Linked DNA regions of Homo sapiens: region 2 is linked to region 1. A link is a contact called in ENCODE Hi-C or POLR2A ChIA-PET data. All regions are on one chromosome and are shown on one strand. Each heading gives the region's core, a stretch centred on a gene start or an enhancer-like site at or near the end of the contact. The rest is flanking DNA. Distances are from core to core; before and after follow the strand shown. Region 1 overlaps SORBS2 (sorbin and SH3 domain containing 2). Region 2 overlaps SNX25 (sorting nexin 25).

Region 1 (3,394 bases), core at 319-2,818:
GGGTTAACTTCCTCAGTAGTAAATCAGGTTTCACATGTGCATATTTTGCAAAAAAGGAGGTCAGATATTGGAGCACAGACATCAGATTTTGAAATTTATTATCCACAAGTTACAATAATAATTTTGTGATACTCTTTGTCCTCCATCTGCACACTGATTTGATTGTATATCTAGAGTGAGACAGAGAAACAGACATATATATATATATATATATATATATATATATATATATATATAGAGAGAGAGAGAGAGAGAGAGAGAGAGAGAGAGAAAGAGAGAGACAGGCAGGGAGGGAGGGAAAGAGATAGGCAGGGAGGAAGAGAGAGAGACAGGCGGGGAGGGAGGGAGAGAGATAGGGAGGGAGGGAGAGAGACAGGCAGGGAGGGAGGGAGAGAGACAGGCAGGGAGGGAGGGAGAGAGGCAGGGAGGGAGGGAGAGAGATAGGGAGGGAGAGAGATAGGCAGGGAGGGAGAGAGATAGGCAGGGAGGGAGAGAGAGAGATAGGCAGGGAGGGAGGGAGAGAGGGAAGGAGAGAGATAGGCAGGGAGGGAGGGAGAGAGGCAGGGAGAGAGGGAGGGGGAGAGAGATAGGCAGGGAGGGAGGGAGAGAGACAGGCAGGGAGGGAGGGAGAGAGACAGGCAGGGAGGGAGGGAGGGGGAGAGAACACTTTCTAAAAGCCAGTGCTTGGTTATTGCATCAGAGAATCTCACTGAAAAAATAAATTCCAAGAGGCTTAGTTAGGTATGGCAGGGCAAAGATATTTTATAAATATTTTGGCAAGTAGAGACAAGAGAAAATGATGCGTGAGGTATTTTCAATAGAAGCCAATTGAGCTTCCTCATTTGCATGAAGCATCTGAGCTGTTTTCCTAAGTTCCAGTTCCTCCTCCTCAGGTGGGCAGCCTTACAGCCTCTGCATTTGACTCTGTCAAGATGAGACTGTAGTAAAGTGAGCTCTTTGTATCATTGATGAAAGAAAGAAAGGATTTAAATTAACCATTGGGACTGAGTTAAAATAAAATAAAGCTATAAAAAGATCATGGCTGCTTGACCATGAGAAAAACCTAGAAAATAGTCATTTGCATGAGTCATTTGTTCCCCGAGAACAGCATTCTGTTGAATGGTGTCCATGAGGAAAATGCTCAAATAGATACCATTGGTTTTTTAAAAAATTATTTCATCAGTAACAATGCAATTTGGGTACAGCCTGATCTGCAGCTACGTCAGGCTGCAGCCTTTTGAGGCTTCACAATGGCTGATACATACTCACCTGTTCCCAGCAGGCAGCCAGGTACCTGGATGTCCAGCTCCAAAGGCACAGCTGCATTTAACGCCTGGACCTGCCCAAGTCTGTGACCTCTGGGACTCTAGGGGCTGACCTGTTCCCTTGTTCTAGCTCTGGGATAGCCCAGTGCAAACTTACTACTGCAACCCGGTTGTCCTCTCCATGGCCTGCAGCTGTTCACCCAAGGAGTGCCTGAGCATCCTTTCTTGGAGGAACTACAAAGAGACTCGCTCAAGGACTTCCTGTCAGCAGCAGAAATGCTGAGTCATCAGTATTCTGTTACAGTTCATTGAAAGCAGTGCTGACAGTGGTGCGGCCAGATGGACAATAGTGAGAGCTCCAGGGCCCCAGCTCAGTGCTGCACACAATGGGTGACACCAAAGAAAAGCTTTTATTAAAATAATACAGTCTATAATGAAGAAATTAAATTTTACAAAACTTCAACCCACTCTCCAGATGATTAAATGAATTATTAGGAATATTTCTTTTCCAAAAAAAAAAAAAAAAAAGAAAGTATATTGACCTTTAAAAAAAAAAAATTAGAATTACACTTTCCTGGTTTGTACCTTGTACTTGCACATCATTGTTTGGAGAATATTTTTCCATATCATTAAAACATTCTTTGAAAATGTAAACTTCACAGATCGAGACCATCCTGGCTAACACAGTGAAACCCCGTCTCTACTAAAAATACAAAAAATTAGCCAGGTGCCGTGGCAGGCACCTGTAGTCCCAGCTACTCGGGAGGCTGAGGCAGGAGAATGGCGTGAACCCGGGAGGCGGAGCTTGCAGTGAGCCGAGATGGCTCTACTGCACTCCAGTCTGGGCGATAGAGCAAGACTCCATCTCAAAAAAAAAGAAAAAAGAAAATGTAAACTTCACTAGCTACAGAAGGAATTAGACAGTAAATAAGTAAATTACAATACACCCCAATGACAGAATACGAAACATTGATATCTAATGTTAGAGCCAAAAGTTCTTCTACACTGCGTGTTATATTTTTCTCACTTCCCTGAAAAAAAATTACATAAGTTGTACTGTACAAGAAATGTTTTCTTTTCTCTCTACAAAGTAGATCATGATAATTCTAAACTTAGGCAGAACCATCTGGAATCTGAGTCATTAGACTAAGTAGAAAGAAAAAGAGGAAAAGTAATGAAGCACTCCCCCAGGAAACTGAAGAGCTGTACTATTCCTTGTCTTTCACAGAGTAGAAATTAGGGAATCTGAGCAAATGTTAGACTGGATGATTTTCTGGAACTAACTGACCTCGAGTACACAGATCCACGTGGCTACAGAACTGTGGTCATCACTAGACTGGACAGTGAGGAGTGTTCTCCCCACATCAGCTCCATAAGGACGAAGCAGGCAGAGGAGGCCCTGAGAGTCTAGTTCCCCTTGTTACTTATTCAGAAAATGGAAATACGGATGGAAACCCTGTCTATAGTTCCTTACAGGGCAGTCCTCTGAAACCGGGGATTTGCTGAGCGGGCCCAGAAAGAGATGAGTAGAAAGTTAATGAAAAAACTAGATTTTCTCTCATTTTAAAATATGCAGACTTAAAAGTTAGTAGCACATTACCCTGAACAAGAGTTTTACTTGTTGAATACCAGTGGAACTTATACTTCACCACATAAGGAAATAAAGGAAAGTGGGAAATAAGAAGCAATTTCTATGACTCAGAGATCTGCCCTTCCTGTAGGAAGATGAACAACCGCCATTTATAGAATTCTTCTCATGTGCCCATTCACTGTGCTAAATGCATTACATCTATGATTTAATCCTCACAACAACCACTGGCAAATAGGTATTTTGTCATCCTATTTGACAGCTAAGGAAGAAGAGATGGAAGGGCTGACTTCATTCATTCTTCCACTTACTCCCCTCAGAAAACATGCATTTGGCTCCTCGTGTGCACCCAGCACAGTTCCAGGGCTGGAGATGCCACTGGCAGCAAGGCCATCATCTCTGCCCCTCAGGGAGCAAATGGCACATGCAGCTGGGGTTTGCATCTGGTCTGCCTGGCTCCAAAGCACTGAAACCAAACACTAAATGGGCGATTTAATGAGAAACCTGGGAGATGTCACCCTGGGAGAGAAGAAAATAGCAT
Region 2 (3,394 bases), core at 477-2,976, 390 kb after region 1:
ATGGATGAGTCCTATGAACATAATGAGTGAAAGAAGTCAGAAACGAAGGAATTCACACTATACGGTTCCATTTATATAAAGTTGAAAGACAACTGTAACTGATCTATGGTGCTGGAAGTCGGGACAGCAGTTGCCTTTAGAGGGGCTGCAGCGATGGGAGGAAGCTGGGGGCTGCTGGTGATAACCAGTGCATTGGACTGGGTGCTGGTTACATGGGTGTGTTCAGTTTGTGAAACGGAGACAGTTATACACTTACGTGTATTTTTATATGTGTATTTTCCTTTAATTAAAAAAAACACCCAAGATATTTTTTTAGCATCTAGCATGGCTTGTGAGAACAAAAAGCAAACTACCAAGCTCGTAGAATGATGACAGTTTAACCCTAAATAACTAATTTTTTCTCTCATATCCCACATTTTTCACTTGCTTACCTGTAAAAACTTATTTAATTGATTCTTCGACTTTTCCATAAACTTTTGATCTATAGATTTGAAAGGCAGCTTGCTAAGAGAAGGCAACTGGACTTTTTTTAAAGAAGGGACGCACTGTGGGGGGAAAAAATGAAATGTTAGTATTTTGAAATTACATTTTAATCTTAAAAAAGATTTAGAATAACAATTAGAACAAAACAAATATCCTCCTCCTGTACTTGTTCCTCTGAGGTGAAAACCTACCCATCTTAATGAGGCTCGAAGAATTGGGAGGAACGGAAACTTTGATGGAAAAAACTAAAGCACATCCCCAAACCTACAGATCCCCGGGAGCTGGGAAGTCACAAGGCCAGGCTGGTACGAGGGATCTGCACACCACGCAGGGTGGCACATGATGTGACAAATGGAAACCTGGCTCACAGAAAGTTTTTCAACTAGAAGGTGTTGTGTTTTTAACATCTCTGTAAAAAGCTAAAGTTAACAATAGAAAATGGCCGGGCGTGGTGGCTCACGCCTGTAATCCCAACACTTTGGGAGGCCAAGGAAGCTGGATCACATGAGGTCAGGAGTTCAAGACCAGCCTGATCAACATGGTGAAACCCTGCCTCTACTAAAAATACAAAAAATTAGCCTGGCGTGATGGCACATGCTTGTAATCCCAGCTACTGGGGAGGCTGAGGCAGGAGAATCGTTTGAACCCAGGAGGTGGAGGCTGCAGTGAGCTGATGTTGCACCACTGCACTTGGGCCTGGGAGACAGAGTGAGACCCAGTCAAAAAAAAATAAAAAGAAAAGAAAACAATGGGAACAAAGAAAACTTGGGTTGTAGCTCTATTACTGCATTTCTTTCCTTTTTTTTTTTGAAACAGGGTCTCAGTCTGCCACCCAGGCTGAGTGCAGTGGCGTGATCATGGCTCATGGCAGCCTTGATCTCCCAGGCTCAAGCGATTCTCCCACTTCAGCCTCCCAAGTAGCTGGGACTACAAGCATGCACCACCATGCCTGGCTAATTTTTAAATTTTTTGTAGAGGCGAAGTCTATGTTGTCCAGGCCAGTCTCAAACTCCTGGATACAAGCGATCCTCCTGCCTCAGCCTCCCAAAGTGCTGGAATTACAGGCATGAGTCACCACTCCTGGCCTTATTACTGCCTCTCAGTGGCAAACTGTAGATTGTAAGTATATTAACAAAATATATTCATAGTACGAAGAGCGCACCCTTTGTGGATTAAGTCCTCCCTTCTACCAGACACTGTGCTAGAAGCATAGCATGTGTTATTTCATGCTTACAACAGCTCTGTGAAATTTCAGAGAAATGAAACAGGCAGTGAGAGTTGGAAGGGAAGACTAAAATCACTAAGTACCCAAAAAGGTACTTCCTGTCACAGCTGTCGACAGGAAGGGTTCTCACAACAGGAAAACTCACACCGTAGGAAAGGGCAGGGGTAAGAGAATAGCCCAGCCATCAGTCCACAGACGAGGAAAGATGACAAAGAGGACGGGCATGGACTTTCATGTTTGTTTCTTTTAATGCTTCCATCTAATTGTTTTGATTGTCTAAGTAAATTCTACCTTCCAAAGACATTTCATTTCAAAATTTTCCCTCAACTCTTTTTCCTCCTGTTTTGATACAAACTTTGGTTTCACAATAGTTTTTCCACAGAGAAAACAACACATTTTTCTGTAGTATCAATTTTACTCAACAACTCTGGGGAAAATTCATTGTTATACTGAGACAAATTTTTGCTTTCCACAGTGCTAAGGTGACCAAAGGCCATCTGAGAAATGTAGCATGCATGACATTCAGTTTGGGTCACTATCCTTAAAAAGCAGTTGAAGAAATTATAGTATGTAGTGATGAAAACAGGTTAAAAAATCACTCTGGAGACAAGGTTAAAGAAAAGAGACACATTTCATTCATAGAAGAGGAGTCTGAGAGGTGCCCATGAGGTTTTGTAAAGGAGCAGCGTGGCTTCAAACCGTGTTTTCAAACTTTGTTTTCCTTCCTCCTTCCTCCTTAATCTCAAGATGTAACTTTGAGACAGGCTGCGTATGTGTTTCCTTTCATTCTGAAATACAGCCTGGGCATCTGCTGTGAACCTCCACTCCCTTTCTTTCCCCATCCCGTGCTCCCATGCTTTATGCACACTGATTTACCCACATGCTTGTTAAGCGCACACCACGCTCCTTATCTGGTCATCTATTTCCTTAGAAGCTTCAAGGGCCAGATCCTGATACGGACCAGACACCTCTGGCCACAGTGGCGCCGGATGCTTCACCAGATGGAACAATAATTCAAGACGAGCCATCAGGGCAGATCACACCATCTGACACTCCCTAGACCTGCTGCCTCTTCTGCATTCCAAACCCTCTCTTTAAAATCCCCTGGGTTCCCTCCACAGTTGAAGGCTGGAAATTTTTATTTTTATTTTTTGGAATGGAATCCTGCTCTGTTGCCAAGGCTGGAGTGGAGTGATATGATCCTGACTCACTGCAACCTCCGCCTCCCAGGTTCAAGTGATTCTTTTGCCTCAGCCTCTTGAGAAACTGAGACTACAAGCGTGCACCACCACACCCAACTAATTTTTTGTATTTTTAGTAGAGATGGGGGTTTCACCATGTTGGCCTGGCTGGTCTCGAACTCCTGACCTCAAGGGACCCGCCCACTTCGGCCTTCCAAAGTGCTGGGATTACAGGCGTGAGCCAACATGCCTGGCTGAGGGTGGAAAGTTTTAGAAAGAATTTTGCCCACTCCTCCCCTTGCTAGCATGGATAGTAAAATCTCACTCTCTTTTTGTCACGCCTCACTCTTGTTATTATTATGATGGCTTCTTTCTACAAGCAGCAAGCAGCTGGACCCTTTGACAGTTATAGTTTCACCAGTATCAGTTCACGCTAAGCAAGAGAAAAATGGACCTAAATTCAAGTAGAAATAATTGAAGAACTGTTCACTGCTGGGGAAAAAAG

Evidence for each region. Hi-C counts contacts between places; a loop is a spot of excess contacts on that map. ChIA-PET counts read pairs that join two places held with the same protein, here RNA polymerase II (POLR2A). Pooled maps may share reads with other maps.
Region 2: a loop to region 1 is called in a pooled map, with 2.8 times the contacts of the local background. The contact joins two enhancer-like sites. A Hi-C loop is called at or near these places in 1 of 37 single-sample maps with no recorded cell type and 3 of 50 pooled maps. POLR2A ChIA-PET finds 5 or more read pairs at or near these places in 1 of 52 experiments (OCI-LY7).

The regions. Positions count from the first base shown.
Region 1 is chr4:185,728,710-185,732,103 of GRCh38, reverse strand. All of the region lies in intron 3 of SORBS2 (sorbin and SH3 domain containing 2), which reads left to right. Among named protein-coding and RNA genes, the nearest start is that of SORBS2, 82 kb to the left of the region's middle. RefSeq lists a silencer at 2,526-2,723. Within about 2 kb of position 1,568, at least 8 of the 41 ENCODE cell types and tissues checked have a DNase peak (open chromatin) inside an H3K27ac peak, as active enhancers do; they include OCI-LY7, where a contact is called at or near this core.
Region 2 is chr4:185,343,688-185,347,081 of GRCh38, reverse strand. It overlaps SNX25 (sorting nexin 25), which reads right to left. Exons shown (of 19, transcript NM_001378034.2): 13 at 432-545. Among named protein-coding and RNA genes, the nearest start is that of LRP2BP, 51 kb to the left of the region's middle. Within about 2 kb of position 1,726, at least 3 of the 41 ENCODE cell types and tissues checked have a DNase peak (open chromatin) inside an H3K27ac peak, as active enhancers do; they include OCI-LY7, where a contact is called at or near this core.